Regions from separate parts of the Homo sapiens genome. Here all the other regions are linked to region 2. A link is a contact called in ENCODE Hi-C or POLR2A ChIA-PET data. All regions are on one chromosome and are shown on one strand. The core of a region is the stretch at or near the end of the contact, and the rest is flanking DNA. Distances in the headings are between cores, read along the strand shown. Region 1 has its middle 35 kb from the start of LAMP2. Region 2 has its middle 110 kb from the start of GLUD2. Region 3 holds the start of C1GALT1C1 (C1GALT1 specific chaperone 1). Region 4 has its middle 16 kb from the start of LAMP2.

Evidence for each region. Hi-C counts contacts between places; a loop is a spot of excess contacts on that map. ChIA-PET counts read pairs that join two places held with the same protein, here RNA polymerase II (POLR2A). Pooled maps may share reads with other maps.
Region 1: a loop to region 2 is called in a map with no recorded cell type, with 4 times the contacts of the local background. The contact joins two enhancer-like sites. A Hi-C loop is called at or near these places in 2 of 37 single-sample maps with no recorded cell type and 5 of 50 pooled maps. POLR2A ChIA-PET finds 5 or more read pairs at or near these places in 1 of 52 experiments (OCI-LY7).
Region 3: a pooled map shows a loop between it and region 2 (6-fold over the local background). The contact joins the promoter of C1GALT1C1 here to the enhancer-like site in region 2. A Hi-C loop is called at or near these places in 2 of 37 single-sample maps with no recorded cell type and 5 of 50 pooled maps.
Region 4: a loop to region 2 is called in a pooled map, with 4 times the contacts of the local background. The contact joins two enhancer-like sites. A Hi-C loop is called at or near these places in 3 of 37 single-sample maps with no recorded cell type and 7 of 50 pooled maps.

The regions. Positions count from the first base shown.
Region 1 is chrX:120,503,420-120,506,119 of GRCh38, forward strand. It overlaps the pseudogene RNU7-86P and the pseudogene LOC124900489. Among named protein-coding and RNA genes, the nearest start is that of LAMP2, 35 kb to the left of the region's middle. Within about 2 kb of position 1,337, at least 2 of the 41 ENCODE cell types and tissues checked have a DNase peak (open chromatin) inside an H3K27ac peak, as active enhancers do.
Region 2 is chrX:121,160,166-121,162,865 of GRCh38, forward strand. No RefSeq gene overlaps it. Among named protein-coding and RNA genes, the nearest start is that of GLUD2, 110 kb to the left of the region's middle. RefSeq lists an enhancer at 1,211-1,460. Within about 2 kb of position 1,411, at least 2 of the 41 ENCODE cell types and tissues checked have a DNase peak (open chromatin) inside an H3K27ac peak, as active enhancers do.
Region 3 is chrX:120,628,665-120,631,364 of GRCh38, forward strand. C1GALT1C1 (C1GALT1 specific chaperone 1) reads right to left here and starts at 1,390. Exons shown (of 2, transcript NM_001011551.3): 1 at 1,253-1,390. RefSeq lists an enhancer at 771-1,698 and a silencer at 1,358-1,627.
Region 4 is chrX:120,484,385-120,487,084 of GRCh38, forward strand. No RefSeq gene overlaps it. Among named protein-coding and RNA genes, the nearest start is that of LAMP2, 16 kb to the left of the region's middle. Within about 2 kb of position 1,412, at least 39 of the 41 ENCODE cell types and tissues checked have a DNase peak (open chromatin) inside an H3K27ac peak, as active enhancers do.

The sequences.
Region 1 (2,700 bases), core at 87-2,586, 660 kb before region 2:
TTTCTTCTGTTGCATTGATCTGTATGTCTATATTTCCACCAATATCACACGGTCTTTATTACTGTAACTACATATTAGGGCTTAATATCAAATACAGTAATTCCTCCCACTTTATTCTTCTTTTTCAAGAATAAGCTTGTTTATTTCTACAAAAAGCCTAGCTGGGATTTTGATAGGAATTGCATTACATCTATAGATCAGTTTGGGAAGAATTGCTATCTTTACTATGTTGTGTATTCTAATCCATAAATATGCTATGGCACTCCATTTATTTCAGTCTTCTTTGATCTCTTTCATTAGTATTTTGTAATTTTCACCATACAGATCCTGTATGTGTTTTGTTAAGTTTATATCTAAGTATGTACTGTTCTTTGGAACAATTATAAATGGTATAGTGTTTTTCATTTTGGTTTCCACATGCTCTCTGTTAATATATAGAAATACATTTGGCTTTTGCACGTTAATCTTGAATCCTGCAAACTTTCAAGCTCACCTATTAGTTGTAGAGGATTTTTGTTGTTTATTTGCTTGGTAGATTCATTAGGCTTTTCTATATAGAAAAGCATGCCATCTTCAGGTAAGGACAGATTTATTCTTCCTTTCTAATCGGTGTTCTTTTTATTTCTTTTTCTTGTCTTATTGTGTTGTGTTTCCAGTACTATGTTGAATGAGTGATGAGAGTGAACATCCATGCCTGGTTTCTAAACAGGTGGAAGCCAGTTACTCTTTCACCATTAACTGTGATGTTAGTTGTAGGGTTTTTGTAGATGCCTTTTATCAAGTTAAGGTAGTTCCCCTATCATGCTAACTTGCTGAAAGGTTTTTTTTTTTTTAAATATAAATGGGTGTTGGATTTTGTCAAATGTTTTCTCTGTGTCAATGAATATGATAATATGATTTTCTTTCTTGAGCCTATCGATATGGTGAATTACATTGGTTTTTGAGTATTGAACCACGCTTGACTACAGGCATACATTGTTTTACTGTGCTTTGCAGATATTATGTTTTTTACAAATTGAAGATTTGTAGCAACCCTGCATTAAGCAAGTCTATCAGTACCATTTTTCCAACAGCATGTGCTCACTTTGTGTCTCTGTGATAGCATGTTTTAACAATAAAATATTTTTAAAGTATGTACATTGTTTTATAGACATAATGCTATTGCACACTTAATAGACTACAGTATGGTATCAACATAAGCATTTTATATGCACTCTTTCTCCTTTTTTTGTGAAGGTTTTCCAGAAAACCTGCTAGACAAATTCTAAAAGCTGTAACACTGACTTTTTCTTTTTGTGACTCACTTTATTGCAATATTTGCTTTATTGTGATGGTCTGGAACTGAACCTGCGTCATTTCCCAGGTATGCCTGTACTGTGATGGCTAATTTTATGTCTCAACTTGACTGGCCATGGGTGCTTAGATTAAACATTATTTCTGGGTCTGTGAGGATGTTTCCAGGTGAGGTTATCATTTGAATCAGTGAACTCAATAAGTAGATTGCCTGCCCTGATGTGGGTGAGCATGATCCAATTCACTGAGGGCCTGAATAGAACAAGAGGTGGAAAAAGAAGAAAACTGCCCTTTTTGCTTCCTGTTTGCTTGCCTGAATTGAGACATCTCATCTCATCTTCTCCAGCCCTTTGGCTGGGATTTATACCACTGGCTTCCTGGTTCTCAAACTTTCAAGCTCAGACTAAATTATACTAACAGTTTTCCTGGGTTTCCAGCTTACAGATGACAGATCATGGGACTTCTCAGCCTCCATAATTCCATGAGCCTATTCCTCAATTCCTTGTGTGTGTCTCTCTCTCTCTTTTTCATCTCCTACTGGTTCTGTTTCTCTAGAGAACCCTGACAAGTACAAACACCTGGAATAAATCCTACTTGATCATGGTGTATAGTCGTTTATATAAAATATTATATTTTATTTGCTAATATTTTGTGGAGTAGTTTTTGTGCCTATGTTCACAAAAGATACTGGTCTGTGGCTCCTTCCTCCCTCCCTTCCTCCCTCCCTTCCTTCCTTTCTTCTTTCCTTCCTTCCTTCCTCCCTCCCTTCCTTCCTTCCTTTCCTTCCTTCCTTTCCTTCCCTCCCTCCTTCCTCCCTTCCTTCCTCCCTCCCCCTTCCCTTCTCCTCCCTCCTTCCCTTTCCCTCCCTCCCTCCCTCTCTTCCTTCCTTCCTTCCGATACTGTCTTAGAATTTTGTATCAGGTTAATAATCGCCTTATAAAATGAGTTGGGAAGTGTTTCCTTCTCATTTTCTGGAAGAGATTGTGTAAAATCTTTTTCAAATGTTTGGTAGAATTCTCAGTAAAACCACATGGGCCTGGAGATTTATTTTTTTGAGAGCTTTATAGTTATAAACCCAATTTATTTAATGGTTATAGGACTATTCCGATTATATTGGTTCAGTTTTGATCATTTGTGATTTTTGTGGTTTGTGGCCTATAGTTTGTAGAATTGGTTCTTCTATGTTGTTGAATTTATGAGCATAAAGTTGTTTACAGCATTCCTTTTATTCTTTTTTTTAAATGTTTGTGGGTACAAAGTAGGTGTGTATATTTATGGGTACATGAGATGTTTTGATACAGGCACGCAATGTGAAATAAGCACACCACGGAGAACGAGGTATCCATCCCCTCAAGCATGTATCCACTGAGTTAATAAACAATCCAATTACACTGAGTTATTTTAAAA
Region 2 (2,700 bases), core at 161-2,660:
CATTTTTATTAATAGGAATAGTACCAGTGTTTCTCAAAATCTGGCCCTCCTTGAAAATCTGCCACAGAATTCACCCAGACAGGTACCTGCTTGGGCTGAAATCAGAGACCATATAGCAGCTGCCTGTTTAATAAGCTAAACACGAGATTCAGATACATGCTTAGATTTGAGGACTACTTAAGTTAACAAAAGATTAAGAGCCAAGAAATGGATTTTTGAATTTTAAAAAGGTGAAAAATGGCAGATAATAAAGCTATTAAAAGGAGTTTTGAAAAGCCTAGGAAACTTGAACTTTTGGATATTTTTCTTTTAATTTGGCAAGATAGGAATTTTTCAGTCAAAAAGAAAATTTTGTGGTAGAAGGACCTTCACATCTTGAAATAGTCTTTCTCCTTTTTTCCCCCCTCTCTCTAGAAATCTGACCTATTCCTAAAGGCTCATCTTCTCTTACATGTTCCATGACCACTCTAGTCAATGAAAATTACCTTGGTTTTTAGAGTTGCCTTCTCTTATATTTGACATTCAGCCCTAGGGCCTCTTTTATTTTTAACTTGCCTACAGTGGAGACTTCACCTTTTAATTAGGATTTACGAGCTTCATGCCTGTTGATATGGTCTCTCCAACTATCCATGTTTATCACCCAGTAGGAGCCAAATAAATGCTTGCAGTGTGCATGAGAGTATTTCAGAGGACATAATGCAACTTTGCTTGAGGAACATGAATACCGAAGCTGTGTTGAGGGAAAGTGAACTTAAAACACATGGTTATATTCACTAAAATAGTCAAATATTGAAAAAAGTAGTGTGCAGAGTTCTCTTTCTCCCCAATAGTTTTTAAAGAAATGTGGTGAACCAAAATTCTTTATTTTCATTTATGAGAAATAAACCCATTTCCATAACTCACCGTTCATTTCAACACTTTCTTTCAATTTCACCTATGACTCAGACTTGGTTTATTTCTGGCAGCACGTTGTCTTTTAACTGAGAAGTGAAAAGAACTCAGAACAATGACTTTCCAACTCCTCTAGTCCTTCTATAATAGTCCTTAAGTGCTGAGAGATAGTCGTTTGTGTGTTCGCAGATTACATCATCCATTATACTGGCCCTGTCTTGGGATCCTTTTCTTCCTTTTGGAATTTGATAACTGACTTTCTTTAATTTCATTTGTAGAAATGCATCTTACCCATTTATCCCTTCCCCCTCATTCTCCCTTTGAAGCCATAGTGTCCCTGATTTTAGTGTGGGGGACTAGGGGTGGGTGGGAATTGATGCCTGCCTGGGGGTTTTTAAGTACCAGAAGCAACATTATTTCTATATTTTTTGTTCTGCCACTGAAAATGCCTCAGCCCACACATAACTAGTTCTGGTTCTCTTCCTGTTCCTCCGCCTACAGCATCCTCCCGCTCCTCTTCAGATGTCTTCCCCCCTTCACAGCAGGCCACTTTCCTTCACAGTTCCAGAATGGTTTCATTCATCACTGTCACAGTCCCTGTCAATAGTAAACTCTGCCATCTTATCTATGGCCACCAGTAAATGAGTTTGCATTTAACATTTTAAAGAGTTTTCTTTGTTTCTGACATTCTCCACCCACTGATACTTGTACTTATGCGGCTTGCTGTCACCTTTTTTTTCCTGCCAGTTGGTTGGCAGGAACCAATCTCCCCCAGAAAATGCAAGAGGATTGTCCTGTCACTCAGAAAATCTTTCTAATCTTAATCTGACATTGGTTACAAGTGCTCACGTTCTTCTTTGGGTGAGAAAGACAGACTTAGGAAGAGGAACAATTTGAGAATTTGGCAGAGGTAGCTGAAAGTTGCAAATGATTAAATTGGACACTGGGAAATTTTGGATTTGACTTCCTGCCCTGGGCTGACCTGCTGTCAGTTCTGTGTAAATTACTTAGTCTATTTGTGTCCTTTTCTGTGCTATGGGGATGATGTTAATTTCTAAATTGGGATGGGAGGTAGGTAATGGATACCACAATTTGAACTATTAAAGTATCAACAATAATATTGTTTGTTGAAAGCTTGCTATGTGAAAAGGTGCTAGGTGATTTGTACCCACGATGTCTACTTCTCAAGACAACATTGAGCAACTTGGGGCCCAGAGTAATTCAGTGTCTTGCTCAAGATCACACAGCCCCAGCTTGTACGCAGTGGAACAAGAATTTGAACATAGATCTGTCTGGTTCCAGAGTTCGCACATGTATGATGACTTTGTTACATAAGACCAGAGTAGTACTGAGCACAATTGGGTGTTCTCAGTGATTTGTGTCTCGCCCTGCCTTGGTCTCCTTCAGGATATCAACTGATGTTGGGTTTGTGTGTGACTAATAGTGTCAGTGTTTGAATTTCAGTTCGGCCATTTGCCAGCTACATAACTTTGGGCAAGTTATTTAGTCACTCTGTGCCTATTATCCACATCTATAAAATGGGCTGATAAAGGATGATAAAAACATTTACCCCATAGATTTGTTGTGAGTCTTGACAAGTAAACACATATAAACAACTTTTGTTTAACATATTGTAACCCCTCAACGATCGTTATCTATCATCATTCTCAGCTGCAGCATTATTTCCCTACAGTGCTTCTCTGCAGACCTGTTCTGACTGGCTGTTCGACCATGCTCCAGATGGATTCTTCCTTTTATCCGTGTGTGTGTGTGTGTGTGTGTGTGTGTGTGTGTGTGTGTGTAACAACT
Region 3 (2,700 bases), core at 140-2,639, 530 kb before region 2:
GAAAAAAGTGGGATCTGTTGACCATAACTGATATTTTGCACCCAACAGCACCATATTGCTACAAGGAAACCACTCCTGTGGTTTTCTGCTAGAGGAAATGGAATTTTGACTTCTACCAGAAAGACAAGGTGTGGAATAGCTTGGCAGATGTAATTTCTGAGCGGTGGGTGGGGCAAGAGGCAGGAAGACTTTCCTGTGTCACTCACAGAACTTGGTCAATAAACACAGTTCCAAGAAGAGAAGTGACAGAAAACAAGCTCGGCATAATATTAGAATTGTCGGCTGTGTGCGGTGGCTCACGCCTGTAATCCCAGCACTTTGGGAGGCCGAGGCAGGTGGATCACCTGAGGTAGGGAGTTCAAGACCAGCCTGGCCAACATGGTGAGACCCTGTCTCGACTAAAAATACAAAAATTAGCCGGGCATGGTGGCATATGACTGTAATCCCAGCTACTCAGGAGGCTGAGGCAGGAGAATTGCTTGAACCCGGGAGGCGGAGGTTGCAGGCAGTGAGCCAAGATCGCACCACAGCACTCCGGCCTGGGCAACAAGAGCGAGACTCTGTTTCAAAAAAAAAAAAGAAAGAAAGAAAGAAAAAAGAAAAAGAATTGTCAGGTGCACTCTAAGATTAATTTATATAGGATTTTTGTATTTCATGTCACGCAGTTTTCATTATTTCTGGCCAATACATAATTCACATGTTTCTTTGCTCAATTATGGCATATGTGTCAGAATTCTTCCTGATGGTGATCCTACTCCTGGCTGCAAAAATAGTGATCAAAACTCAGTAAGTCTACACATTTTAAATAAAATAATTTGCAAAAATTATTCTAAGGAGATTTTTTCCCCATCACAGAGGCAAAAAATATAACACTAGGGATGCATATGATAGGATACTTTGTGCAGAAGGAAACAAAACTGCACACGAGCACAAATGAAACAGAAACTACCCCAATGGTTTTTAGATGAACCTTTTTGGGTGAAGGTAGTTGGGGTGAAGTACGGAAAACGAAGACGAAATAGGGAAGAGAAGTGAGAGGGAGGACATGGTAACCTCGATATCCCTCTGAGGGACCAAGAGAGCGCCCCCAGGAAGAAGACTCTCGGTCTCCTGTGCTGACAATCCTCCCGCTGCACCTGCCCAAGCATCCCGCGTGGAGCATGCTGGGAGAGGGCTGGGGCCCAGGCCTCCCCCAAGAGAGGGAGGGGAGTCAGGGTGCGCTTGGGGTGGGGGTCGAGGCCCCGCCACTCACCCGCGTCTAGAACGGCTTGGGGACAGGAAAGCGCAGCCGCGCACGGGTTTCCTCTCACGTTGGCGCACCACTCCGTTACGCTCCTGACCAGGCTGTTCTAGCTGCAGGCGGTGTTCTCTCGTTGGTCTCGCTAAAGGTGGGGAGCGCCAGGAAACGAGCGCCGCGAAGGCGGGGGTAGTGGGGCGGGGTAAAGGAGCCGGCGGCTGGGCGGAGCCGTCCGTTTGCCCGCCCGCGCAGGCGTCGGAAGGGCCGGCGCGCCCGCTGCGCGCACACTGCGTGCCCTTTCTCCCCGCCCCCTGCCGAGTTCAGAGACTTGCTATAGGCCTGCGTGACCCGGACGCTCTCCTTTACCCAACGGGCGTCCAGAGAAGAGGCCGTGCGTACGACTCGCTGACACCTCCCATTTCACCTTCCTGGCATGGAAATTGCGAGAGCGAGAGATTCTTGCTCCCGGTGTCGCTTTTTATCAGACCTCTTGATGGTTTCTCTGATGTACCCCTGCGTCCTTGAACCCTCATATTGCCCACCCCCCCAGTACTCCTGGGCTGAGACCAAAACGCAAGCCACTGAAATAGTCACGTAATTATGACACCAACGGTTTCCTATTATTACTGGAATGAGATCTGAAGCCCCACTGCCTGGAATCCAATCCTGTCTTCACCACACCTTTTGATATCCCAGGAAAGTTATTTCACCTCGCTGTGCCTCAGTTCCCTCATTTGTAAAGTACAGAAAATGTCACAGTAGTGCCTATTTCATAGAAAATTAGATGAGATAGTGCATATGACTCCCTTAGCAAAATTTCAAGCCTAGAGTAAGCATTTACTAAAAAGTACTGGCTGTTATTATTCACCCCAGTATTTCTAGTACTTAACCACAGTGCCAGCACGCAGTGGACAGTAAATATTAGTGGAATTAATGAATATTAGAACTACAGCTGAGGAACCAGGCCTAAAAAGGATAAGGAAATTTCAAAAGTCCACACAGCAAGTTAATGGCAGAGGTGGGACTGGAATCCAGGTCTCTTTTTTTTTTTTTTTTGAGACGGAGTTTCACTCTTGTTGCCCAGGCTGGAGTGCAATGGCACGATCTCGGCTCACTGCAACCTCTGCCTCCCGGGTTCAAGCGATTCTTCTACCTCAGCCTCCCTAGCAGCTGGGATTACAGACGCCCGCCACCACGCCCGGCTAATTTTTGTATTATTAGTAGAGACGGGGTTGGCCAGGCTGGTCTTGAATTCCTGACCTCAGGTGATCCACCCGCCTCGGCCTCCCAAAGTGCTGGGATTACAGGCTTGAGCCACTGCGCACGGCCCCCAGGTCTTCTAATTAAGAGTGCAGAGCTCTCTTTCCACGAAATATTTGATGTGTCTCTTTTTTTTTTTTTTTTTTTTGAGACCGAGTTTCGTTCTTTTTGCCCAGGCTGGAGTGCAATGGCGGGATCTCGGT
Region 4 (2,700 bases), core at 162-2,661, 680 kb before region 2:
AATGCTAATATTGTAATGGGGGAGAAAGTTGAAAACAAAATTGTATAATTACAATTATTTTTAAAAATCCATAATATTATATACCTTAAATTGGTATATTGGGCTATTAAAAAAAGGAAAAACAAACAAAATCCATAATAAGAATACTGGAAGGAAAGACACCAAATTATTAACAGATTGTTTCTGAGTGTAAAGATTGTAAATAATTTCCTTTTATTCTTTTGAATTGTCTGTCTACATTTTCTATAATGGGAGTGTATTATTTTTATTGTAAAGATTAATATATGGCCAGGCCCGGTAGCTCATGCCTGTAATCCCAGCACTTTGGAGGCCAAGGTGGGGAAGATCATTTGAGGTCAGGAGTTGGAGACCAGCCTGGCCAACATGGTGAAAACCCATCTCTACTGAAAATAACCAGGTGTGGTGGTGCACCTGTAATCCCAGCTACTCCGGAGGCTGAGGCAGGAGAATCGCTCGAACCCAGGAGGCAGAGGTTGCAGTGAGCCGAGATCGCACCACTGCACTCCAACCTGGGTGACTGAGTGAGACTCTGTCTCGAAACAAAATAAAATAAAATTTTAAAAAAGATTAAAGTAAACTTTAAAAACAAAATCCAGGTTTGATTTTTTAAAATTTGATTTGCACAAAACTTTCCAGAATTGTCACTATTGAGGTGACTATTGAGTTGTCACTATTGAGGGAGAAAAAATTCCAGGACAACTGTTTATCAAGTTTTTAATCTAATCACTCATTTGCTTAAGAACGAATCTATAAGATCTATTATACAACATGGTAACTACAGTTCATTACAATATGTTGTGGAATGAAAATTGCTAAGTAGCTAGGCGCGGTGGCTCACGCCTGCAATCCCAGCACTTTGGGAGGCCAAGGCAGTAGGATCGCATGAACCCAGGAGTTCAAGACCAGTGTGGGAAACATAGCAAAACCCCGTCTCTACAAAAAAAATGCACAAAATAGCTGGACGTGTTGGTGCATACCTGTGGTCCCACTGCTCGGGAACCAAGGTAGAAGAGTGAGAAAAACTGATGGTCCTTTTAAGAAAATGTGTGGCAGTTCCTTCTGTGGGAAATGAGGGAGGAGCCTCATGTCAAGTGGTTATTTAAAACCCATATCTTGTCATTTGTGGGCTTGAAATGAATTTGGCTAAATGAATTGACTAAATTGAATTTTTAGAAATCAAATCTTGATCTTCATTTTTAAAGGTTTAAAATGTATTTGTTCTTTGTATTGAATGGAGGAATTCCGTTTAAATGTTCAAAACTGGTAGGTAGGACTGTACAAGAAAAGATGAAGGCGGTGATGACAAACCAATAAATTCAAGGAGGCCGTTTGGAGAAATCGCTGAGTCAAGAGTACGGCAATCACGTGAAGATTTTAATAAAAACGAAACTAATCAGACGCGTTTAGACTTCCCTTCCCTCTCCACCCACTTTTGGTCTTGTTAAAGGGAAGAGGAGGGTCGGTTTTAATCAATCCTTCGGTTTCCCTACTGGGCGGAGCACTGAGAAGGTGGCGGAAGGAGGGGCAACTGGGCCCGGCTGGCGCGCCTTCAGGCACGTGGGTCTGGGTTGCGGACCAGGAACACAGCGATCAGGGCGAAACATTGGCCTTTTGTGTCTCTTGCGTTTGGTACGTTTTGGGGGCCGGCTGCAGCTGTGAAAGGCCGCACTCGCTGCCAGCGGTCAAGGCGACCTTGTTCAGCAAAGCCACTATTGTACTTTGAGCTAGTGACTCCGGCGGCTTGGCAGCTTTCTAGGCATTCCTCCAGGACCTTTCTCCCCCTGGAGGCCTCAGCTTTAAATGCAGTTTGTTTTTACAGTTGGATACAGCTCTATTCTTGGCTTTGGCGCCAGGAGTAGCTTGCAATCCTTGCCAGTTAATTGTGGCCTCTGCGCGAAAAGAACGATGAAGTGCTGCCCTTTTATGTCTAAAGGTGGCGCTTCGGACTTCGCTGGCAGTAGCTGGCAGTAGGTGCTTTGAAGTCTTTCTTCAGCGAACCTACTCATCTGGTGGCCTTTATGCGAGCATGAACCTGCACCAAAGCCACTAGGCTTAGTACCTGTCCTGGGTTGGCATGTCTGTGGGTGCCGCTGTAGCTATAAATGACTTTGATTGGCATAAACACAATTGTTTCACATGTGCACTTGTCAAAATTTAATTAATTGGACACTTTATTTCTGCTAGCGAAGTTTCCTAAAAACAAATAAATAGTACACTTTAAATATATGTAGTTTATTATATGTCACTGATGCCTCAATAAAGTTGTTTAAAAGAAGCACATTCAGAAGATTAATACATGATAACTAAGATTAAGTAACTGATAAAAATACAAAATGTGTTTCTTTTATCTACATCACCGAGTAGAGAAAAAAAATCACATCTATTGCCCAATTTCGTAATTTAACTGCCATTTATTTTAAAGCCTTTAATTTCTGTAAATATAGGCACGTGGTTTTACTTGCAAAGTTTTCCTGAGGATGTTTAGTTAATATTTGATTTACTATTGCCCTGACACCGAAGAAAACACAAAGCCACTATTCTTCAAAAAAGAAAAGAAAAAAAGAAAGAAAACAAGTGATCATAGCCCCGTAGGAGATAGCCCGGCACAGGGGTCAGGAACCCTGGCTAAGGGGTCAGGCCAACGTCGGTCTGAACGGAAACTGCCATATACCAGCTGTG